Regions from separate parts of the Homo sapiens genome. Here all the other regions are linked to region 1. Evidence: read pairs that join two places in POLR2A ChIA-PET (ENCODE). Cell type or tissue: OCI-LY7. All regions are shown on one strand. Links, peaks and the distances in the headings refer to the core of each region. The heading gives the core; the rest is flanking DNA. Region 1 overlaps NCOA3 (nuclear receptor coactivator 3). Region 2 overlaps NCOA3 (nuclear receptor coactivator 3). Region 3 overlaps LINC01754 (long intergenic non-protein coding RNA 1754).

Region 1 (2,500 bases), core at 1-2,500:
AGACCTGCACTGGGTGGCTCTATTCCCACATTGCCTCTTCGGTCTAATAGCATACCAGGTGCGAGACCAGTATTGCAACAGCAGCAGCAGATGCTTCAAATGAGTAAGTGTCCACCCTCCCCTCTTCATGAAAAAAGAAAGTTAGATGTTTCAGGATAATTTTTGCTCTTATTTGAGAATTTGTGCTTTCTTTTTGCTCCCCCAGGGCCTGGTGAAATCCCCATGGGAATGGGGGCTAATCCCTATGGCCAAGCAGCAGCATCTAACCAACTGGGTTCCTGGCCCGATGGCATGTTGTCCATGGAACAAGTTTCTCATGGCACTCAAAATAGGTGGGGTGTTATTTTGTGACTCTGTAGAAAATCTCAGCATTGGGTAGTTTAGAAAAGAGTTGGAGCACAGAAGCAAACGTGAAAGAGAATGAGAATTCCCTATAATTGAGGTACTGGGTTGCCAGCTGGGCATTTCTCGTGTAACTCTGTGTAAAAATGAGGCTGAAGCAGTAAGCAGTGCGTGTGGCATTCACAGGAGAGGGAGGAGATACAACCATGTTGTCCAGCCATTAGGGCCATTCAGTGGCCAAACCTCTGAGAGCCTCTCTGTGAGATGATTGTCTCTCTAGTCCCATGAGGAGGGGAAAAAAGATAAGTACATGTTTCTAGTGGTTTTATAAATGTTCTTCAGAGGGTTAGCCTCAGTTTTCCAGAAAATTAAACTTTTTTAAAAAAACTTTTCTTTTCCCCCAACCACCTGCTGCCTATTGAGAAAATTCTTTTAAGGATTGGCTAATTGTTTTCTAAAATTATTTTAAACATTTCAGTGATGATAGTGAAATAACTATATAGCATCTTTAAAATTTTTCATAAAATAAAGATTGTAGGCCCGGTGTGGTGGCTCACGCCTGTAATCCCAGCACTTTGGGAGGCCGAGGCGGGCAGATCACAAGGTCAGGAGATCGAGACTATCCTGGCTAACAAGGTGAAACCCCTGTCTCTACTAAAAAAAAAAAAAAAAAAAAATTAGCCGGGTGTGGTGGTGTGTGCCTGTAGTCCCAGCTACTCAGGAGGCTGAGGAAGGAGAATGGCGTGAACCCGGGTGGCGGAGCTTGCAGTGAGCTGAGATTATGCCACTGCACCCCAGCCTGGGCAACAGAGTGAGACTCCGTCTCTAAAAAAAAAAAAAATTGTAGATTGTATTTAATTTTTATTTAGCTTAGTAATTTACTTGCATGCAAGAGGCCATGGTCAATGTCAGCTCTAACAGGAATTCTACAGTAAGTTAAGCAAGGAAAATAAAAATGAACTGATCTATTGAGCAGACAGTGATGTAACTATATGAATTTATTTGAGTGCTTCTCTACTCTATATGAATTTATTTGAATGCTTCTCTACTCAATAGAGAGCAAATAGTTTCAAGTTAACAGAACTTTTCTGAGGCAGGATAAATGTTTAACTTCATGCCCTTGTATGTGTTGGAGAACTGAGGCAACTTGCTGTGGGTGTATGGGGTTTGTGTTACACTTGCCAATATGAGCTCTGTGGGCCAAGTGTGACAAAGTCATTTTGGTATTTCTCCAGACTCACGTCAGTGATAGCTCAACATTTCTTTTTTTTTTTTTTTTTTTTTGAGACGGAATCTGGCTCTGTCGCCCAGGCTGGAGTGCAGTGGTGCAATCTCGGCTCAAGGATCTCCTGGGCTCAAGCAATCTGCCCACCTCTACCTCCCAAAGTTCTGGGATTACAGGTGTCAGCCACCACGCCTGGCTCCCTTCTTTTTTTTTTTTTTTTTTTTTTTTTTTTGAGACAAAGTCTTGCTCTCTCTCCCAGCCTGGAGTGCAGTGGCGCAATCTCGGATCACTGCAAGCTCCGCCTCCTGGGTTCATGCCATTCCCGCCTCAGCCTCCCGACTAGCTGGGGCTACAGGCGCTCACCACCACGCCTGGCTGATTTTTTGTATTTTTAGTAGAGACGGGGTTTCACCATTCACAGGATGGTCTCGATCTCCTGACCTCGTGATCCGCCCGCCTCGGCCTCCCAAAGTGCTGGGATTACAGGCTTGAGCCACTGCGCCTGGCCATAGCTCAACATTTGTATCCTTCCTTTTATTCTTTTGATTTCTCTAATTTTCAAGTATTATAATTATTACCTCCTTCACTGTTTTTGTGAGGAGTATCTTCTCCCATCCTTCCCTACCCTCCCCCTGGCCCCCATTTCTGCTATACCCCAAATGCCTAGGGTTTGGCAATTACAATTTGGTGTTGGGATTGGGGGTTTAAGCTGTATATGGTGGTCTAAAGTGGCCTGGTGAAATTTCTAAATTGTGGGCCTTAAACTTAAATTGATGCCATTCACTCTTTTTTACCACTTGGTTTATTATTTGTGTTTGTAGCATTTGAGTTACTGTTCATTAAAAATACTATGCATGGTTGCTGTGATCTATTACTCTTAGAAAAAAAAAAAGCACCATTGACATTGATTGCAAGTCTTTTTCTAGGCCTCTT
Region 2 (11,318 bases), core at 5,184-7,683, 60 kb before region 1:
TATTAATTATTCAGGGAGGTGGTTTTTTCTAGTTGCTACTATGTATATTTTGATTTTTTTTTTTTTTAGCACAGAGGCATAGTAATATTTGTATTAATGTTGGTGAAATGAAAATTTAAAATTTTATGTAAAATGAAAATTTAAATTGAATTTCAGAACAAAACTTTATCAAATATTTTCCAAAATAGGCTTTTGTGTTTTAAGTTTCTACCTTAATTAACTTTTAGGCCACCCTTGGTTTTTGAAATTTGAATCTGATTCTGTTTTCTTCAAGGGCCTGTATCTTCCTTTGTATACGCTTTGCATAGCAAGTACAGGTCATGCTTAGCATTGTGTTGAATGTTGAGTTTATTTCAGTGTAAACTGAATGCTTTAGCGTAAACTCAGCATTCAACACAATGTCTGGCATTAAATGATTTGCATAGTATTATGTAAAATGTTCTTGTACATTGTAGCAGTGAGGATATCTGATATAATTTTGACATCAGCATTATATATGTAATTACATTTCTATTTTTAAGTATTAAGGAATGGAAATATTTTAATCTTAATATACTTAGGAACTCTGGGATCTTCCCCAACCTCCCCACTTCCCCCAATAGCTGCTGCTGGAGATGGAATCCTATCTGAGGGTTAATAATAATGCCATCACCCATTCCCTTCCCCCAGCCTTATGCTAGAGCCTAGTTTGCCTGCAGCTGCAGTGCTAGGCATCTTTCAGGAAGTGACCTTGGCTTGTATTAATCAAATTCAGAACACACAAAAAAGCTTCTTGCTAACATGCTGACTTGATGTAAAATTTTATCGCATCCATTTTGTTTCAAAATGAGGCCATTTTGTAAAAAGAAGATATACAGAAGACCCCTAATTTATTATATATCTATATATACGTATATGTAAAGCTTTTGCAAACCATGTTGAAAAAACAACTAGGTCTATTTTAAAGTAGACTTTTTATTGCCAAATATGCATAAACTTAAATCATGAAGGCTTGGGAATTGTTACTAGAAAATTACTTCTTTTAATGTCGAATTAAGAAAAAACTATCAGCATCGAGTTTATTTACTATCTTAACTGACATTATATTGCTATATAAACTTTAAACACTGAAGTTATTTTGGAACCCTTCAGCAGTTATATTAAGTCACACACTTCTGTATATTTGCTTACTTTCACGTTTTCAGAAATAACTGGTATCTTACTTTGCTGGTTTGGATAAGAGCTAATATCCTACATGAAATCGTTTTCTTAGGCAATGGTGGTGCCTACAGGGTATTCTAAACGTAAAGGTAAATTTAAGTCAATGAGTCTGTTAAAATTCAACTACCTATTGTGTCAAAGAGAGAAATATTGCTAACTACAAATTTACAGTGTGTTCATTTAGGATTTGACTAATCATTTTAATAGTAGAGCAGTTAATACAGCGATTTCACTTTTATCCTGTGGTGCTTCAAAGGCATCTAGTTTTTAAATGTAGTCCAGTTAAGGTGTATGTAGTAGAGGTTTTCATTTTAGACTTGCTCAATGTTAAATATAGAATGTTGAAAATATTATTTAATGGATTAGTTTATTGGTTTCTGCATTTGAAGAAATTTACATAAATTAGTTAGGGAGCAGTTGTACCTACTGCCAAATGGTTCACTCCTGAGTTTATTGTACAGTTACTCCCAGGTACTGAAATATAAGAAAAGAAAAATTTAAACCTTAGCTAAGAGCTCTGCCTGCATTTCTGTGGATCCACATTATGAAAAGGATAGAGGAACATTACCTGTGTATAGTAATGGTTTGAGGAGAGGGTAGGGAAACTATGCAAATAAAAAAATTGGGGTATAGGCAAATCCTTCAGTTAGATGTCTTTATTATCTGAGTTACTTTTAAAGCATTTACTGGATACACAACCAGTATTATCTTTTTACCATCCTATAAATTGTTCATAGAATTGCAACCTCATGGAGGAAAATCCATCTCCTTTACCTGCCTAAATTTATTCTTTGTCTTGATACTAGCATTAATAATTGGTTTGTTAGATACTACAGGCTAAAGAAACTCAGATTTCAAGAAGAAAGAAGATAATTACTCGATCATTTCTCCCCTCAAACACCTGTTTAAAATATATTGTCTTGAATAAAATTGTCACCTTGAACTTATTGTGTTCTTTGCCTTCTCCACTCCCCTGTCCTTAAAAAAAATAAAAAGAAGGGAAAGCCTTATAAGAAAAGGAAAATGTGCAATCCTGGTAGCCAATGAGTTAATGTTCATTTGCAGCCCGAGGGGTCAGCATGCAGCCTGTGTTTCCTGATTGGCTGCTAAAAGGTGAAATTGAAACCACTGTAAACTTTTGACCCTGTAGCAATTCTTGTGGAACGCCTTCCACTGGTGGAGCCCAGAGCTTTGCTCACTTCCCCACCCAACTCTCCCACCCTCTTTCCTGTATTTATTTTGTGTGATCCTGCAGCACTGCATGCAGTTTTTCCAAAGTGGCAGGGAGAGAGAGGCAGAACAAGCGCAAGCAAGCGGCTTGCTTGAATGCCTGTTTTGGTAACCATTGGATAAGAGCTAATATTCAACTCAGCCAAAGATATCAGGCCTTTTATACTAATCTGCCAACCAGATTTTTAAGTTTTCTCCTTAATCTAAAGCTAATTTAAAAAAATTTAGGCTAGTTTAGTTCCATTGTTCATCAGTGGATAGTATCGTTGTATAAGCAAAAATGTATGGCATAATTTCCTGGATGTCTTGAATTAAAAATAAGTTTTAAGTTTTAGCTACCTTTACCCCATTTATGTTTCCTGTATCCCTATGTAATTTTTACACAAATGGCCATTTCATAGAAGGTTTTTTGTCTTTTGCCTTTATTATGAAGAAACTCAAATGGCATTTTGGTTATGACAACTCTGGACATAATTGCAGAAATTGTACAATTAATGCCTCCCCCTTTGGCTGAGATAAATGGTTTTGGATTTGTCTTGCTTTCACATGTAAATAGTGTTGAACAGTTAACAACCCCATGAAAAAGGCAGGGTAGTTTTTCTCTATTCTTTCCTTATACTCTCATGGGACTCTGGTCTTTTTAATTCTTCCTTTTATCCATGGTGTCTAGCACAATGTGGCACATGGATGCTTAGCAGATGCTTACTGAATGAACATAGCTTTCATTTTAGGAACTTTAGGTCTGTTTATACCTGCTTCCCTTTTCCTAATTAATTGATGGCAGCAACTGTGATTTGCTTATTTCCAAGTGCCAGTGCAGTGCCTGATTCTAATAGATACACAGCAAGCATTTAATTGAAATCGAATTAAAATCTAACACAAGATCATTTCAAGAAGCAGGACTTTACAAAATCTAGGTTTTCAGAAGCCAAGGCGTCTGTTTTCACTGCGTTATTATGAATTTTCAGGCTGATTCCGTATAGAACTAAATGTTTAATTTATTAAATATGTAGAATACATTATAAGTCAGCTTGATTCTTTCTAGTATATATCACAAGATATGTGGTAATACCTGTCTTTATTTTACTAGACATGCATATGCTGTAATTTGAAATAATTCCTTGTCCCCCACTCCCTTATCAAGAAGATTATAGCATTTAAAAAAGATTGTTATAAATGTCTTACCAATGTTCTCCTGGGAAGCAAATACATTTTTACTTAATTGAACATACAATAATGGACTAAGTAATGGGAAAAAAAAATTCTTAAACTGAGTTAAGTTTATATAGCTCAAAAAAAGTGGTACCATTTTATATAACTTTATTATTATTATTTTTTAAGACAGAGTCTTGCTCTGTTGCCCAGGCTGGAGTGCAGTGGCGCGATCTCAGCTCACTGCAACCTCTGCCTACGGGGTTCAAGCGATTCTCCTGCCTCGGCCTCCCGAGTAGCTGGAACTACAGGCGCCCACCACCACACCCAGCTACTTTTTGTATTTTTAGTAGAGATGGGGTTTAGCCATGTTGGCCAGGCTGGTCTCGAACTCCTGACCTCAGGTGATCTGCCCACCTCGGCCTCCCAAAATGCTAGGATTACAGGCATGAGCCACTGCACCCAGCCCCATTTTATATAACTTGAAATGTTCATATGATTTTCAACTTGCATTTGGTCTTCTCCTTTCATTATAGCTACAGATTAGCTGTAGTTGATTGTTGCAAGTGAAACCTGTGGTTAGAGTTTTGATCAAAGATACTTATCACTTGATAAATAATCCCAACTGCAAAAGTGTTGGATTTTGACGTTAAATTTAACACTAATATTTTGCAGCCTTTAACCTGAAATTCATTTGGTGACCCAGTCTACTCTGTAGTACTTTGAAGATTATTGAGCAACAGCTAGCTTTTCCCAGTGACAGTGGCTCCCCTTTTCTGTGATTTTAGGGAAGTGAGGAAGGAGATCCTGGGAGCAGTGCCAGTGGGAGCTTGGAAAGAACAATGGGTTTAATATGATTAATTGTAGAATCCTTGCCCCTTTTCATGTTCAACAGTAAAAGAAAAACATGTTTATAATATTCAGTGGCTGCTTTTTGCCCTGTTGGTGTTTCCAAGCATTATATATTATATAGTTTGGATTTTCCTGTGTATCAACTCCTCTCCCCAATTTTATTCTTTGTTCTGGCTTTGAGGCATATCTTCTCAGACTAGCTATTAACAAGGCTTAATTTGATGTTTGATTTCCCCTCACGTCCTTTTAGGTCTCTGGTGATGAAGGCTTAAAATAAAAACCTAAAACTAAAACAGGGGCCATGTTGTCCAAGATGGACTCAGATTCCTGAGCTCAAGCAATCTTCCTGCCTCAGCCTCCTGAGTAGCTGGCGTTACAGGTGTGCGCTGCCATGCCTGGCCTGGTGATGCAGGTTTTGGTAATGTAGATGTCATCAGTAAACCATTAATTCTACTAGAAAATTTAATGTCCCTGTTACCTTCTCAGATGTCTAATGTTTCTGGAACTTCTCACATTTAGTTTTATGTCAGTATGATTTGGTTTTTGTATGTGTGATTGATGAAAATCTGAATTGTGAAAAGGGATAATCTTGTTTTTGATAAAGAAAAAAAATACTGTCCTAAGAAATCTGCTAGGATTGTTGCCTTTGCAGAATCTTTTTTCCAGACAAGTTTAACTCACCAGCAAATTTACTAACAGTTCTATACTTACAGGATCCTGGTATATAGTAGTACTCCTTTCCAGGTTCCTGGTAGGCAAGCCAATCATTGTTCTGTGACTATTTGCGAATCTCTCTGGTTTAATTATACACTTCCTTGGAGGGGAGAATTTTGTACCTGGCTTGTCTTTGTGTTACTGAACTGAACTGGGTCTATTTTTCTGTGTATGCAATGGAAAGCTGAACACTAAGCACCAAGTTTTTGTAGGAAGAAAAGTTTATTGCAAGGCTGCTGTGTAAGGAGACAGGAGTTGGGCTCAAATCTGCCTCTCTGAACTAGAGTTTGGGTGCAGGTTTTATATTTGGAGAGTAATGAGGTGTGATCTGAGTGGATCCTGCCATGGGATGATGTCAAGGCTTGATTTGGTTGCATCTTCTGTCCTGCCATGTGGTGTCTGCTCTTATTCATTCGCTGTTCCTCAGTTTGATCATTTAGATTCCACCCATGGTTGCATTCTTTGTTCATCTGGGCATGCTGACTTTACATGATCTTCCACCTGGGGGTCCAGCAGTTAACATTTGGGTCCAAGGGTGCAGATTGGCAGGGTCAGCATTCCTTTGAGAAGTACGAAGACCAGCACTATAACACTGGAGTATTAATCTAGGCCCTCTCACCACCTTCTACACGAGGCAGCAGTAATTGTTTCCTAGGTCCATTATGCTACTAGATACTTTCTGACTCAAATTCCTTTCCTGGCCGGGCACGGTGGCTCATGCCTGTAATCCCAGCACTTTGGGAGGCCGAGGTGGGCAGATTTCTTGAGGTCAAGAGTTCGATACCAGCCTGGCCAATGTAGTGAAACCCTGTCTCTACAAAAATTAGCTGGGCATGGTGGCATGCACCTGTAATCCCAGCTACTCGGGAGGCTGAGGCAGGAGAATCGCTTTAACCCGGGAGGCAGAGGTTGCAATGAGCCGAGATCATGCCCCACTGCACTCTAGCCTGTGCAACAGAGTGAAACTCCATCCCCCACCCCCATCCCCCCAAAAAATCCTTTCCTTATCCCACCTCTTTTGTTCCTTAGGTGCTAACCCCACCCCATGACCCTCCTTCGTCTTTCCTAATAAAGGAAAAAACATAAGAGAACCATTTTAGAAGTCAAACCTGATTTAAAACAGGGCCAGAAGATCTTAGAGGTTCTTTACAGAAGTTCTGCCTACCTTTTCTCCGTTCATCTTACACGAATTAAATTGGATAGCATAAAAATTCAAGTTAAAAAACATAACATTCGGTCCGGTATGGTGGCTCACACCTGTAATCCCAACACTTTGGGAGGCCGAGGCAGACAGATCACTTGAGCTCAGGAGTTCAAGGCCAGCCTGGGCAACATGGTGAAACCCTGTCTCTACAAAAAATATAAAAATTAGCTGGGTATGATGGTGTGTGCCTGTAGTCCCAGCTCCTTGGGTAGTTGATGTGGGAGTATTGTTTGAGCCTCGGAGGTCGAGGCTGAGGTGAGCCATGACCATACCACCACACTCCAGCCAGTCTGGGCACAGAGTGAGATCCTGTCTCAAAAAGAAAAAGAAAAAAGCTACAACTTTGGTGCACAAAATTATTAAAAATATTATATAAAATTACCTTCAGGCTGTGTGTATAAGTAACATAAATGAATTTTATGTTTGGACTTGGGTTTCTTCCCCTAGATATCTCAGTATGCATATGCAAATATTTAAGAAATCTGAAAAAAATTCGAGACACTTATGCTTCTAAGCATTTTGCATAAGGGATAGTCACCCGGCACTACCTAGAGTTTTCTTTTTCCTTTGTTGTGAGCCACATGTAATGTGCCTCCCATTCCCTGCTCACTGATTTTCTCCCCTCTAATTTTAGTTTCAGAAACACAACAGACCTTTCCATAATGCAGCTAGATTGTGGTTGGCTCTCCCTATATACTGTCTGCAGACTACACTACGTGGAATGTCCATGGCTATAATATGTTTGTTACTTGTAACTTGTGAATATATCATTTTTCCTTTCCCCCATACCAACAGATCTACCAATTCCAGCATGAAAGCTATTAACTTTAGGGCGTAATTATGGTTGTTATCTTGGTTCGATACCATTGGAATTAGTGGCAATCATATTGTTGCTTTATTGTTAAATTTGGAAATTCATAAGGTAAAGTGAATGTTCTTACTGGTTCACTTATTTATTGCAGCAGAACCTGCACGCCATTTCTTCAAGTGCAAAAGCCTGCTGTTTATATGTTCATGTGTTTTATTGTAGATTATTTTGAAGAACGGTCTCTCATTTCCTTGCTAATATTTTGTTTTGGTGGTCAAAATGCATCCTTTTATAGAAGGCAAGAAAACATCTGAGCCTTTCCTCTGGCCTTTGCTTGTTGGCTTTATCCATCCCTCCCTCATCTGATAATTTTTGGACTAGGGCATTTAAGCATTTGATTCTGCCAGGGTATTAATGTTGTCTTTATTCTCTGTTGAGCACTGATTTTGGACAAATGAATACCCCCACAAGTTCAGAGTACCCATCTGTTTTGATCACTTTTCAAGATTCAGAACTGGTCTCCACCACCTCCACTTTGCATTATCCATTTTTACAAACTGTGACAGAGTACATATTATATATGCTATGCCTGACTTTTATTTTAATTAATTAATTAATTAATTTACTTATTTTTGAGATGGAGTTTTGCTTTTGTTGCCCAGGCTAGAGCGCAATGGCATGGTCTTGGGTCACTGTAACCTCTGCTTCCCTAATTCAGGTGATTCTCCTGCCTCAGCCTCCTGAGTAGCTGGACTACAGGCGCATGCCATCACACCAAACTAATTTTTTGTATTTTTAGTAGATATGGGGTTTCACCATGTTGACCAGGCTGGTCTCAAACTCCTGACCTCATGTGATCCACCCACCTCGGCCTCCCAAAGTGCTGGGATTCGAGGCATGAGCCACTGCGCCTGGCCCTGACTTTTGTTTTTTAATTTTTATTTTTTTGTGTGTGGAGATGGTGTCTTGCTATGTTGCTCAGGCTGATCTTGAACTCCTGGCCTCAAGCGGTCCTCCTACCTCAGCCTTTCAAAGTTCTGGGATTATAGGCATGAGCCACTGCGCCTGGCCCTATGCTTGACTTTTCAAACAGAAGTAGTGATTATATGGTACAATAAGACATCTACTCAAATTCCTAGGAAGAGGTGGTGTACTTGATAGCTTTTGTTTGTTTCATATATCCAGGGAAGGGAAAAATGGGAAGACTTAATTTTTTTGAGAGAGAATCTCGCTCTGTCACCCTGGCTGGAGTGCAGTGGCATAGTCTCGGGTCACTGCAACCTCTGCCTCCCAGGTTCAAGTGATTCTCCTGCTTCAACCTCCTGAGTAGTTGGGATTACAGGCGGATGCCATGTCGCCCGGCTAATTTCTGTATTTTTAGTAGAGTTGGGGTTTTGCCATGTTGGCCAGGCCAGCCTTGAACTCCTGACCTCAAGTGATTTGCCCGCCTTGCCTCCCAAAGTGCTGGGATTACAGGCGTGAGCCACCACGCCCGGCTGGAAGACTTAATTTGTGGGTGACTAATCATAATGCTTAAATGAAGAAAAGACAATAAAATTCAATCCCTCCTCTTCTTTTTGTCCTCAGGATCAAAATACTTGCTGGATGGTGGACTCAGAGACCAATAAAAATAAACTGCTTGAACATCCTTTGACTGGTTAGCCAGGTAATTCAGCTTTAGTTTGATTTGATCCTTTGTAATTTTTTGTCTTCAACCTTCTGAAGATATTACCCTCCTCTTTAATTTATGATTTAATTAAAACTATTTATGCTTCATGTTTTTCTCTTTAATGATTATTAAATGAATGTGCTTAGAGTACTTGAGTGAATACGTATGTGTATGTACAGTTGGCCCTTGAACAACTGAGGACTGGGGACACTGACCCCTTGTTCAGTAAAAAATGTGCAGAACTTTCGACTCCCCCCAAACTTAACTACTAATAACCTCCTCTTGCCTAGAAGCCTCACTGTTAATATAAACAGCTGATTAACACATATTTTGTATGTTACATATATTATATCCTGTATTCTTACAATAAAGTAAGCTAGAGAAAATAAAATGTTATTAAGAAAATTATGGCCAAGTGCAGTGACTCATGTTTATAATCCTAGCACTTTGAGAGGCTGAGGTGGTTAGATCACCTGAGTCCAGGAGTTTGAGAACAGTCTGGGCAACAGAGCGAAACCCCATCTCTACAGAGAATGCAAAAACTAGCCAGACATAGTGGCCTGTGCCTTAGTCCCTAGCACTAGAGACACTGAGGTGGGAGGATTGCCTGTGCCCATGAGGTTGAGGCTGCGCCTCAGCTGTGATTGTGCCACTGCACTCTAGCCTGGGCAACAGAATGAAACCCTGTCTCCAAAAAGAAAAAAAAGAAATAGAAAAAAGGAGAAAATTTTAAGGAGGCTGGACATGGTGGCTCACTCATATGCTCACAACTATGATCCTAGCACTTTGGGGATTGGAGGTGGGAGGATCACTTGAGGCCAGGAGTTGGAGACCAGCCTAAACAACACAGTAACACCCCCAGTTCTACAAAACACACAAAAAATTAGCTAGCAAGGTGGTGTGCGCTTGTAGTCCTAGCTGCTTGGGAGGCTGAGGTGGGAGATTGCTTGATCTCAGGAGTTTGAAGCTGCAGTGAGCTATGACTGCACCACTACACTTCAGCATGGGCAACAGTATGAAACCTTGTCTCTAGAAAATAAGTAAATAAATAAATAATTAAAAAGGAAAGACATGGCCGGATGCGGTGGCGCATGCCTGTAATCCCAGCACTTTGGGAGGCCAAGGTGGGTGGATCACCTGAGGTTAGGAGTTTGAGACCAGCCTGGCCAATGTGGTGAAGCTCCGTCTCTACTAAAAATACAAAAATTAGCCGGGCATAGTGGCGTGTGCCTGTAATCCCAGCTACTCGAAAAGCTGAGGCAGGAAAATCACTTGAACCTTGGAGGTGGAGGTTGTAGTGAGCTGAGATCATGCTACAGCACTCCAGCCTGGGCAACAGAGTGAGACTTCATCTCAAAAAAAAAAAAAAAAGTCATAAGGAAGAGAAAATATACATATTATTCATTAAGTGGATCATCATAAAGGTCTTCATTCTTTTCGTGAGGTTGAGTAGGCTTGAGGAGGAGAAAGAAGAGGAAATGTTGGTCCTACTGTCTTAGGCATGGCAGAAATAGAGAAAAATCTGCGTATAACAGAACAAATGCAGTTCAAATGTGTTGTACAAGGGGTTATGGTATTCGTATATATGTATATACATACAAATACAAACATAATTTTGGGGGAAGAGAAGAAATTCCCCCTCCTTATGTGTGAATATTTTAATGGCATTTAGTCAAACATCTGAATTAGCCTAACTTACATTTGCTGTTTCACCTTGTGAAGACAAATTTCCCCAGATTGCTTGTGCTGGCAAATAACATTTCATCTAACCCCTTTCTTAACTTTTTTTTTTTTTTTTTTTTTTTTTGAGACAGACTCCCTCTGTCACCCAGGCTGGAGTGCAGTGGTGTGATCTCGGCTTACTGCAGCTTCTGCCTCCTGGATTCAAGCAATTCTCATGCCTCAGCCTCCCAAGTAGCTGGGATTACAGGCGTGCACGGCCACATCCGGCTAAGTTTTGTATTTTTGGTAGAGATGGGATTTCACCATGTTGGCCAGGCTGAAACTCCTGGCCTCAAGTGACGTGCCTGCCTTGGCCTAAAGTGCTGGGATTATAGGCGTGAGCCACTACGCCTGGCCCCTTTTCTTAACTTTTAATATTACATCAGAATAGGAAAAATGAGAATAGAAAAAGCTGTCTAGTTGCCGAGAAAACAATCATGCTTTGCTTAGCTAAATTTCTTTTGGTAATCCCATCATTCTCTTGGTTAGCTAGGTTTGAAATCTGAGTTGTCTTTGAATCCCACCGTACTCTGATTCATTTGGTAAGCAGGCTTTATCTGGCTTTCTATTTTCATGTGTCCTGTATTTGTTCCACTTTCTGTTCCTAATTTTAGCTTCCGAGGCCAAGACCCCATAATTTCATGAGGGTGTTTTTCCTTGTCTCTACTGCTTCCTTGTCCACTCACTTAAAATTTAGCTAGATTTTCCTAAATGTATACTTTTAGCCAAGCTTATGTTGTGCTCTAAGTTTTGTGCTACCTTTCCTT
Region 3 (11,318 bases), core at 5,103-7,602, 230 kb before region 1:
ACCATCATTATTAATTATGCCTGCAATGCCTCCTTTATGCAGAGAGTAACAATGCATATTTGCATGAACAGTATTTCTGGTGTATAATTTTCCAATTATCTGGTATTAGAATATGCACGTATTATGAATCAAATATGAATTATTTAGACTCTTCCCCCGAAATATATCCAGAGTCCTGGAAGTTAATTTATGTGGTTGAATAATTAATATAAGTGATTATAGCACCCCGCCCCCTTAAAGAAAAGACCATTTGGTCTTTGCCTGCCCAGCAACTGAGGCCCTTGGAGGAGACTCTGCCTTTGCCCAATAGTTTCCCTGGATTTTTGTAATGGGAAGAATGAAACAGGAGCCAGACAGAGAGGGAGCTATGGAGTAGATCAGTAGAGCTTTTCCTGCTGAGCAGACTCTTGCCAATCACTTTCGTTCTTCTACTCCAGATCTGGATCTCTCAACGCTTGATGTGAACATGTGACCCAGACCTAGCCAATCGGAGGGCTTCATCCATCTGGCCAATGTGATTGGTCAGATCTGGGCACATGACCCAAACTGGGCCAATCAGAGGATTCATTTCCTACCACTTCCTGCTGAAACTGTCAGAGACACGCCTTTCTTGAGACTGCTGGCCCCTCTCACCACACTGAGAGTGAAGCCTCACAGAAGACGCTGACAGCATGAAGGACTAGAAGATTCTGAAGACATCTTTGAGCACCTGGCTCCAACTGTGCTAGGATCTTAGGATCTGGGTATATTTAAAGTGCACAATGTCTTTTATTTTATTTTTTTTTTGAGACGGAGTCTCAATCTGTCGCCCAGGCTGGAGTGTAGTGGCGCAATCTCGGCTCACTGCAAGCTCCACCTCCCAGGTTCACGCCATTCCCATGCCTCAGCCTCCCCAGTAGCTGGGACTACAGGCGCTTGCCACCACGCCCAGCTAATTTTTTTGTATTTTTTTAGTAGAGACGGGGTTTCACCATGTTAACAAGGATGGTCTCCATCTCCTGACCTCGTGATCCGCCCGCCTTGGCTTCCCAAAGTGCTGGGATTACAGGGCGTGAGCCACTGCACCCGGCCTTTTTTTTTTTTTTGAGACAGTCTCTCTCGCCCAGGCTGGAGTGCAATGGTGCGATCTTGGCTCACTGAAACCTCCACCACCTGGGTTCAAGAGATTCTCCTGCCTCAGCCTCCCGAGTAGCTGAGATTAAAGGTGCGCACCACCATGTCCGGCTAATTTTAGTATTTTTTGTAGAGAAGAGTTTTCGCCATTTTGCCCAGGCTGGTCTTGAACTACTGGGGTCAAGTGGTCTTCCTGCCTCTGCCTCCCAAAGCGCTAGGACTGCAGGCATGAGCCAACACGACTGGCTGTGTTCATGAGCTAATATTGTCTCTTCTGGTTTCTGTTTGATTTCCAGATTAATGGTATATCCATCAAGAGTAGTATTCTTGGCCGGGGGCTGTGGCTCACACCTGTAATCCCAACATTTTGGGAGGCCTAATTGGGAGAATCACTTGAGCCCAGGAGTTTGAGACCATCCTGGGCAACGTAGAGAGACCGCATCTCCACCAAAAAAAAAAAAAAAAAAAAAAATGCTGGGCGTGGTGGCTCACGCCTGTAATCCCAGCACTTTGGGAGGCTGAGGTGGGAGGATCACTTGAGGTCAGGAGTTCGATTCGAGAACGGCCTGGCCACTATGGTGAAACCCCGTCTCTACTAAAAATACAAAAATTCGCCGGGTGTGGTGGCAGGTGCCTGTAATCCCAGCTGCTCGGGAAGCTGAGGCAGGAGAATCGCTTGAACCCGAGAGGTGGAGTTTGCAGTGAGCCGAGATCGCGGCATTGCACTTCAGCTTGGGCGACAGAGCCAGACTCCGTCTAAAAAAAAAAAGAAGCCAGGCGTGGTGGTGCGTGCTTGTGGTTCCAGCTACTCAGAACACTGAGGTGGGAGGATTGCTTGGGCCCAGGAGGTCGAGGCTGCAGTGAGCTGTGATTGCACCACTGCACTCCAGGCTGGGTGACAGAATAAGACCTTGTCTCAAAAAGAAAAAAAAAAGCAAGATTCTTGGGTTCTGTTCTTTCTCATTTGTTCTTTCTTTCTTTTTTTTTTTTTTTTTTGAGGTGGAGTCTTGCTCTGTCTCCCAGGCTGGAGTGCAGTGGTGCAATCTCGGCTCACTGCAAGCTCCGCCCGCCGGGTTCACGCCATTCCCCTGCCTCAGCCTCCCGAGTAGCTGGGACTACAGCGCCCGCCACCACGCCTGGCTGATTTTTTGTATTTTTAGTAGAGACGGGGTTTCACTGTGTTAGCCAGGATGGTCTCGATCCCCTGACCTCGCGATCCACCCGCCTCGGCCTCCCAAAGTGCTGGGATTACAGGTGTGAGCCACTGCGCCTGGCCTTGTTCTTTCATTAAATTTTTCCTCAACACTATGTGCCAAGCCTTTCTGAGGCTCTGAGGGTACAAGGATGAATCAAACTGAGTATTATGGCAGAGACAGCTGTTTCAGCACTAATATCTCTTTTTTCCCCTTCTTTCTTTAATAACAGAAGTTATGAGTTTTAGGTGGGTGCATGTTTATCCAGTTGATGACTACATTTCTCTTTTTTTGTTTTGAGACGGCGTCTCACTCTGTTGTCCAGGCTGGAGTGCAGTGGCACAATCTTGGCTCACTGCAACTTCCACCTCCCGGGTCAGTGATTCTCCTGCCTCAGGCTCCCGAGTAGCTGGGACTACAGGTGCCGGCCACTGCGCCCGGCTAATTTTTGTATTTTTAGTAGAGATGGGGTTTCACCACGTGGGCCAGGTTGGTCTCCAGCTCCTGACCTCAGGTGATCTGCCCACCTTGACCTCCCAAAGTGCCAGGATTACAGGGGTGAGCCACCATGGCCGGCCCCCGATGACTACATTTCCTTTTTTTTTTCTTTTCTTTTTTTTTTTTTTTGAGACAGAGTCTAGGTCTGCCACCCAGGCTGGAGTGCAGTGGCGTGATCTTGGCTCACTGCAACTCCTGGGTTCAAGCAATTCTCTTGCCTCAGCCTCCTGAGTAGCTGGGATTACAGGCACCCAACAACACCATGCCTGGATATTTTTGTATTTTTAGTAGAGACAGGTTTTCACCATGTTGGCCAGGCTGGTCTTGAACTCCTGACCTCAGGTGATCTGCCTGCCTCGGCCTCCCAAAGTGCTGAGGTTACAGGTGTGAGCTGCTGTGCCTGGCCTGATGACTACATTTCTCAGCCTGCTTTGGATCTAAGTGTTGATGTGACTGAGTTCTGGTCAGTGAGATATAAGCAACAATGATAAATGTTCCTTCTAGGTCATGCTATTTTTTTTTGCTCTGACACACTTTATCATCACTTAATGGGTCATGCTATTAAAAGGAATGGATATGTTCTCCCTTTGCCCCTTTTTCTGCCATTTTCCACTGGCCAGGATGCAGGTGTGATGGCAGGACCTAGAGCAGGTACCTCGACCCAGAGATTGAAGCTGTGTGTTGAAGCTGGCCATTGCCTCCCTGCTACCCTAGGACCTCCTAACTTGGGTTGTTAGTGAGAGAGATATATACTTGATTTTGTTTAAGCCACTAAACTTAATGTCTCTTTGTTATAGCAGCCTAGATTTTACCCAAACTAATAAGCCTTTGACCTCCACTTCTAGTGAAATAGACCAAAGAGACAGCCACCCCCTGCCCCCCGCAAAAAAGTGACAAGTTCTGAAATAGATATAACCCCATGGTGTTGTGAGGTTATAAATTAGGGCATGCGTGGCTGGGCGCAGTGGCTCACGCCTGTAACCCCAGCACTTTGGGAGGCTGAGGCAGGCGGATCACCTGAGGTTGAGAGTTCGAGACCAGCCTGACCAACATGGAGAAACCCTGTCTCTACTGAAAATACAAAATTAGCTGGGCATGGTGATGCATGCCTGTAATGCCAGCTACTCGGAAGGCTGAGGCAGGAGAATCACTTGAACCTGGGAGGCAGGGGTTGCGGTGAGCCGAGATCACGCCACTGTACTCCAGCCTGGGCAACAAAAGCGAAACTCCGTCTCAAAAAAAAAGTTAGGGCATGCTCAACTTGGGCTGAGACACTGTTTGATGAAAGGCTTACTGAGGAGGATGGCTGAAAAGAATTCCCATAAGCAGAAATTGGAGTAGGGCTGGACGTTTGAATCAATTAAAAATGTTTTGAGCTGTGAGCAGTGGCTCACACCTGTAATCCCAGCACTTTGGGAGGCTGAGTCAGGAGGATCACTTGAGTCCAGCAGGTCAAGGCTGCAGTGAGCCATGATCAGGCCACTGCACTGCAGCCTTAGTGACACAGCAAGATACACACACACACACACACACACACACACACACACACACACACACACACACGGTGTTTTGGCTATAAGTAACAAGAATAACAAAATACAACAAGGAATATCTTTAAGGAGTCATTCATTTATTCTACAAACATTTTCCTGTCACTTACTATATTCCAGGTCCTGTTCTAGGTGCTGGGGATATGGCAATGAATAAAACAGATCAACCCCCTCACCACTCCTGAAAATCCAAGAAAAACTCTGGCTTTATAGATTTTATGATCTGTGGGGAGAGATTTATTATCTTACAGAACAAGAAATCCAGAGATAGGTGGTCCTGGGCTGGTGGATAGAGGCTCAACACTATCTTAAAGGACCTTATTCTTTCCATCTCTTCACTCTGCCATCCTCAGTGTGTCGGCTTTTTTCTCAACCTTGTAACCTCATAGTTGTAATATGGCTGCCACTGCTCCAGGAGGCACATCACATACACATTAATCCAGTGGAGTAGAAGAAGAGAACCTGTTTCCTCCCATGCTGCTCTTCTTTTTTATTTTTCTAGCAGGAAAACTTCCTCGGAAGTCTTCAGCTAACTTTAAATCTTATTTACTAGAATTGCATCACATTCCTAATAAAATCACTGGCAAGTCGAAGGAAACAAGCATGAGTGGCTTAGGTCAGTGTTCTCAAATGGTTGTCTCAGGACCAGGCACGGTGGCTCATGCCTGTAATCCCAGCACTTTGGGAGGCCAAGGTGGGTGGATCACCTGAGGTCGGGAGTTTGAGACCAGCCTGGCTAACATGGTGAAACCCTATCTCTGCTAAAAATACAATTAGCTGGGCGTGTTGGCACGCACCTGTAATCCCAGCTACTCGGGCAGCTAAGGCGGGAGAATCGCTTGAACCTGGGAGGCGGAGGTTGCAGTGAGCCGAGATCATGCCACTGCACTCCAGCCTGGGTGACAAAGTGAGACTCCGTCTCAAAACAAAACAAAACAAAACAAAATGAGACAAAAAAGCTGTTGTCAGGTTATTAATGACTCCAAAGAGCTTTGGTTTATGTGGTTATGTCTATTGATATTTGCTATATTAGAAGTTAAAAGTGAAAAAAATTAAACATGTATTTATTCATTCAAAATTATCCTTTACATAGTAACATAAATAATTTTTTATGAAAAATAGCTATACTTTGCAAGACAAAAAATAGTGCAAAGCATGGCATTTTTTGTTTGTTTCTTTGTTTGTTTGTTTTAGACAGGTTCTTGCTCTGTTTCCCAGGCTAGAGTGCAGTGATGCAATCATAGCTCCCTGCAGCCTCGACCTCCTGGGCTGAAGCGACCCTCCTTCCTCAGCATCCTGAGTACCAGGAAGCACAGGCTTGCAGCACCACATCCAGCTAATTACTTCATAATTTTTATAGAGACAAGGTCCTTCTGTGTTCCCCAGGCTGGTCTTGAACTCCGGGACTCAAGCGATCCTCTGGCCTTGGCCTCCAAGTGGCAAAGTGGCCCTGTTTTGCATTTTGCTATTATCTCTTTGATGTCTGCTTAACAGAAGAAGCTGGATTTTCATGCCTGCTTCTGCATTCAACCCATTGTGATATTCTGTTTTGCTTTAAATACACAGAAATTCTGGTCTCATACATGTATGTTGTTGCAAAAAAGAAGGCTTTGTGGACCTCTTGGAAAGGTCTTGAGGATTCAGCATTCACAACTGGAGAACCACTGACTTATATTGATTAAAACTCACTCTCTGAGGATCCCTTGAGCCCAGAAGTTTGAGACCTGAGCAACATATTGAGACTCCGTCTCTAAAATATAAAAATAGGCCAAGTGTAGTGGTTCATGCCTGTAATCCCAGCACTTTGGGAGGCCGAGGCAGGTGGATCACTTGAGGGCAGGAATTCGAGACCAGCCTGGCCAACATGGTGAAATCCTGTCTCTACTAAAAATAGCAAAATTAGTTGGGCATGGTGGCGCACACCTGTAATTCCAACTACTTGGGTGGCTGAGACAGGAGAATTGCTTGAACCTGGAGGTGGAGGTTCAGTGAGCCAAGATTGTACCACTGCACTCCAGCCTGGGCGACAGTGCGAGACTCCATCTCAAAAAAATAAAATAAATAAAAATTTAAAAAATTACCTGGATGTGGTGGTGGTGTGCACTTGTAGTCCTAGCTGCTTGGGAGGCTGAGGTGGGAGGATCATTTGAGCCCAGGAGGTGGAGGCTGTGGTGAGCTATGATCGTGCCACTGCACTCCATCCTGGGAGACACAGCAAGACCCTGTCTCAAAACAACAACAACAACAACAGCACTCACTCCCTGGGCTATAAAGAGGCTTAGCCCCCACCCATAATTCCACACAGCTCAACCTCCCTATAAACACATGGCTGCTTCCATTCCTTAACAAAATCATAATTCTCTCAGCAAGGAGAAAGGCAGGGAGGGGTATTGGACAAAATCATAATTCTCTCAGCAAGGAGAAAGGCAGGGAGGGTTATTGGGTGGGCAGCCCACAGAGTCTGCCACGGATTGCTCTACAGCGGAGGTTTTCCAGCCTATTCGACCGTGTCCCACAGTAACAAATACATTTTACATGGTGACTCAGTACACACATGCACACAACAGAAACATTTTTATTAACAATACTTAGGCTTGCAACATGGAATGCCCTCTGATATTTTCTATTCTTTGTATTCTTTTCTATTTCTTTTTTTAAAAAGTGCTGGCTGTAACCCAATAAATTCACTTCATGATTCACTAGTGGGTCATAATCTTCAGTGTGAAAAATACTGTTCTCTAGGGACTTGTTATTTGATTGGATAGAGGGGCTAGACAGAGGCCTTCAAAGGAGGGAATTCATAACCATTGCCTCAAAAGTTGGCCAAGGAATTGCCCCAAGATGCCTGTGTTGACCCAGCCTTTGTCCTTTTTGCCTGCATTAACTCTTTTATATTGAGCAGAGGGCAAGTAGGCTCAACTCAAATGGTGTTAAGTAAAAAGGTAAGGCTGGGCGCAGTGGCTCACACCGCGGCACTTTGGGAGGCCGAGGCAGGCGGATCACCTGAGGTTAGTCTGGCCAACATGGTGAAACCCCATCTCTACTAAAAATACAAAAATTAGCCAGGCATGGTGGTACGCGCCTGTAGTTCCAGCTACTCGGGAGGCTGAGGCAGGGAGAAACCCTTGAACCCGGGAGGCGGAGGTTGCAGTGAACGGAGATTGCACCACTCACTTCAGCCTGGGTGACAAAAAAAAGTCTCAAAAAAAAAAAAAAAGTAAAAAGATAAACAGAATTATAATTATAACAAAATTTATTGACTCATAGAATTGGAAATCCCAGGAGCCTCGTGAGCTTCAGGCACAGCCAGAATGATGGCCACAGGGTAAGTACTTGTTGATCTCCCCCTGGAGACCCTCATGTCCTCCATGTTGGCTTCTCAGGAGGAGAATCTCAGGCAATAGTGCCCCCTGTAGCTCCCCAACTTCAAAAACCAGAGTATAGAAAACTACATCTTACTGGCAGGTCTAGAAAAATGTCGCCAAACCTGGATCATGCATCCACCTTTTTTTGTTTGTTGGTTTTTGAGACAGTCTCGCTCTGTTGCCCAGGCTGGAGTGCAATGGCACGATCTCAGCTCACTGCAACCTCCACCTCCTGGGTTCAAGCGATTCTCCTGCCTCACCCTCCTGAATAGCTGGGATTACAGGTGTGCACCACCATGCCTGGCTAATTTTTGTATTTTTAGTAGAGACAGGGTTTCACTATGTTGGCCAGGCTGGTCTTGAACCCCTGACCTGGTGATTCACCTGCCTCGGCCTCCCAAAGTGCTGGGATCACAGGCATGAGCCACCGCACCTGGCCTATGCATCCACCTTTTGAAGGGAATGTTGAGGTCAGCCTTCTCTGAACACGTGGGGTGAGAGTGGATGGGCAGTGGCTTTCCAGTGGAGAGGAGGAAGTTGTTGCTTGAAGCAGGGAGGATTTTGAGCAGGCAAAACCAGCAGATGTTTACTACCTCAAGCTCCATGAGGCCAGGGAAGGTGCTGGGTCCTGAGCACCACTGTATGCCCAATGACTGGCACAAATTAGACTCAGAAAATACTTGTATGAACAAGGGCAATTGTGTTGTATGATTGGGTATCCATGGACAATTTACATATTTGAAAAGGTAACAGAAAGATTTGTAGGGCATGATGGCTCATGCCTGTAATCCCAGGACTTTGTGAGGCTGAGGTGGGAGGATTGCTTGAGCCCAGGAGTTCAAGACCGGCTTGGGTAGCACAACAAGATGCCATCTCTACAAAAAATTAGCTGGGTGTGGTGGCATGTACCTGTGGTCCCAGCTACGTGAGGGGCTGAGGCAGGAGGATTGCTTGAGCACAAGAGGTCAAGGCTGCAGTGTGCTATAATCCTACCACTGCACTCCAGCCTGGGCAACAGAGAAAGACCACATCTCAAAATAAAAAAACAAAATAAAGAAGGATAGACAAATAGGTTAGTGGAAGAGAATAGAAAGTCCAGCTAGCTGGGTGCGGTGGCTCACGCCTGTAATCCTAGCACTTTGGGAGGCCGAGGCGGGCGGATCACAAGGTCAGGAGATCGAGACCATCCTGGCTAACACCGTGAAACCCTGTCTCTACTAAAAAAATACAAAAAATTAGCCGGGCGTGGTGACGGGCGCCTGTAGTCCCATCTACTTGGGAGGCTGAGGCAGAAGAATGGTGTGAACCTGGGAGGTGGAGCTTGCAGTGAGTGGAGATGCGCCACTGCACTCCAGCCTGGGAGACAGATCAAGACTCCGTCTCAAAAAAAAAAAAAAAAGAAAGAAAAAGAAAGCCCAGCTGAGACTGACACATATATGGCCAAATTATCTTCAACAAAGTCACCAGGGTAATTCATTGAAGAAAATCAATTTTGTATTTCAACAAATATTACTGGGACAGGCCAGGTGCAGTGGCTCATGCCTATAATCCCAGCACTTTGGGAGGCTGAGGCAGAAGGATCACTTGAGGCCAGGAGTTTGAGCAGCCTGGGCAACAAAGGGAAACCTCGCCTCTGTCTAAATAAATAAATAAATAAAATTCACTGTTGAGAAAAAGAAAAGGCCACTGAATTGTATACTTTATTTCATTTTATTTATTTATTTTTGAGACTGAGTCTCGCTCTGTCACCCAGGCTAGAGTGCAGTCTCATGATCTCAGCTCACTGCAACCTCCGCCTCCCTTCAAGCGATTCTCCTGCCTCAGCCTACTGAGTAGCTGGAATTACAGACATGCACCACCATGCCCAGCTAATTTTTGTTATTTTTAGTAGAGATGGGGTTTCACCATGTTGGTCAGGCTGGTCTCCTGACCTCGTGATCTGCCCACCTTGGCCTCCCAAAGTGCTGGGATTACAGGTGTGAGCCACTGTGCCCGGCCTGAATTGTATACTTTCAAATGGTTTGGCCGGGTGCTGTGGCTCAACGCCTGTAATCCCAGCACTTTGGGAGGCTGAGGCAGGTGGATCATTTGAGGTCAGGAGTTTGAGACCAGCCTGACTAACATGGTGAAACCCCATCTCTACTAAAAATACAAAAAAAAAAAAGAAGATAAAGAAAGAAAGAAAAAGAAAGTAGCTGGGTGTGGTGGCATAGTCCCAGCTACTTGGTGGCTGAGATGGGATAATCACTTGAACCCGGGAGGTGGAAGCTGCAGTGAGCCGGGATTGTGCCACTGCACTCCAGCCTGGGCAACAAGAGTGAAACTCCGTCTCCCCACCAAAAAAACCCCAAAAAACATTATATCTTCCTGGCTAAGTGATTGGCTTATGGTAACTCAGACTGAGCCAACGAAGCCCTCCTCAGTTTGTTCTTGGAACTATTGTCAGGGGTATTTTCCCTTTCCATTGGTGTTGCTGTGCTGGTGAGAAATAACCCCAGAACCAGCAGGTAGGCAAAGCTACAGGAGAGGAAAGCCAACTTGGAGAAGAACCGAGAGATGATAGAGAAATGGAAACCAGCCATGTTGAGCCCCTGGGTTCAGGTTCACCTGATGTCCTCCAAACTTTTTGTTCAGGCTAGTTTAGGATGTGCCTATATTTCTTGCAAATGAGTCTCCAAATACAAACCCCAAATCATTGTAGCAAAATGCACTGACCAACTGTGCTTCCACGATCAGATCAGTAAGCTGGGTGCAGTGGCTCATGCCTGTAATCCCAGCACTTTGGGAGGCCAAGGTGGGCGGATCACTTGAGGTCAGGAGTTGGAGAACAGCCTGGCCAACATGGTGAAACCCCATCTCTACTAAAAATACAAAAATTGGCCAGGTGTAGTGGCAGGCACCTGTAATCCCAGCTACTTGAGAGGCTGAGGCAGAAGAATCACTTGAACCTCGGAGGCAGAGGTTGCAGTGAGCTGATATCATGCCACTGCACTTCAGCCTGGGCGACAGAGCAAGACTCCGTCCCAAAACAAACAAACAAACAAACAAACAAACAAACAAAAACCAATGTGTAAGTGAACAGAGAGAACAAGAAGTTTAAGGAAAATTAAAAACATAAAGGACAAAGTGAGAGAAGAGAATATCTGTAAAATACATGAATACACACACACAGTAGATGTTTCATGGTTGTTTATCCCCCACCTCTCGCTGGAACACAGACTGGTGCCCCACTTCGTGCTTGGGATGTCCTTCCTCTGTTTCTTGGCTGAGTCGAACTTGTGCTGCTTCCTTTCTCCTTAAATATCCTTTCCTCTGGACAGGATGTTCCTGAAGGAGGCCACAAGGCAGAACATCTCGGCTAACTTTAGTTTGCTATTTTCAGCCTGAATTTGTGCCTGGGCAAATCAGTCCACGGACAGAGTATCCTCCCCAGTTGGATATTTCTTGCATGAGCATCAGAATTTTGTGGGACACAAGGCTTAGTTTCACTAAGCTCTGAGCCTCAAAACCTGGTATGCATCTGGGTTAGAGAGCCTCATCCAGTCTTTTTTTTTTTTTTTTTTTTTTGAGATGGAGTCTCACTCTGTCGCCCAGGCTGG

Evidence for each region. ChIA-PET counts read pairs that join two places held together with the same protein. Peaks named below come from ENCODE experiments on the same cell type or tissue, not always from the same donor. Only the 100,000 strongest peaks of a DNase experiment are listed, where the experiment ranks them.
Region 2: POLR2A ChIA-PET joins it to region 1 with 5 read pairs; 2 of 35 experiments call an interaction of 5 or more read pairs at or near these places.
Region 3: POLR2A ChIA-PET joins it to region 1 with 6 read pairs; 4 of 35 experiments call an interaction of 5 or more read pairs at or near these places.

Annotation. Positions count from the first base shown.
Region 1 is chr20:47,639,720-47,642,219 of GRCh38, forward strand. It overlaps NCOA3 (nuclear receptor coactivator 3), which reads left to right. Exons shown (of 23, transcript NM_181659.3): 15 at 1-103; 16 at 206-332; 17 at 2,494-2,500. Among named protein-coding and RNA genes, the nearest start is that of NCOA3, 140 kb to the left of the region's middle. In OCI-LY7, for the core only: no CTCF peak of the experiment used is centred there; no DNase peak of the experiment used is centred there.
Region 2 is chr20:47,574,436-47,585,753 of GRCh38, forward strand. NCOA3 (nuclear receptor coactivator 3) reads left to right here. Exons shown (of 23, transcript NM_181659.3): 2 at 8,748-8,826. Among named protein-coding and RNA genes, the nearest start is that of NCOA3, 78 kb to the left of the region's middle. In OCI-LY7, for the core only: no CTCF peak of the experiment used is centred there; no DNase peak of the experiment used is centred there; H3K27ac peaks cover 482 bases.
Region 3 is chr20:47,400,348-47,411,665 of GRCh38, forward strand. The region is part of intron 1 of LINC01754 (long intergenic non-protein coding RNA 1754); the gene reads right to left. Among named protein-coding and RNA genes, the nearest start is that of LINC01754, 6.1 kb to the right of the region's middle. RefSeq lists an enhancer at 10,061-10,250. In OCI-LY7, for the core only: no CTCF peak of the experiment used is centred there; no DNase peak of the experiment used is centred there; H3K27ac peaks cover 1,597 bases.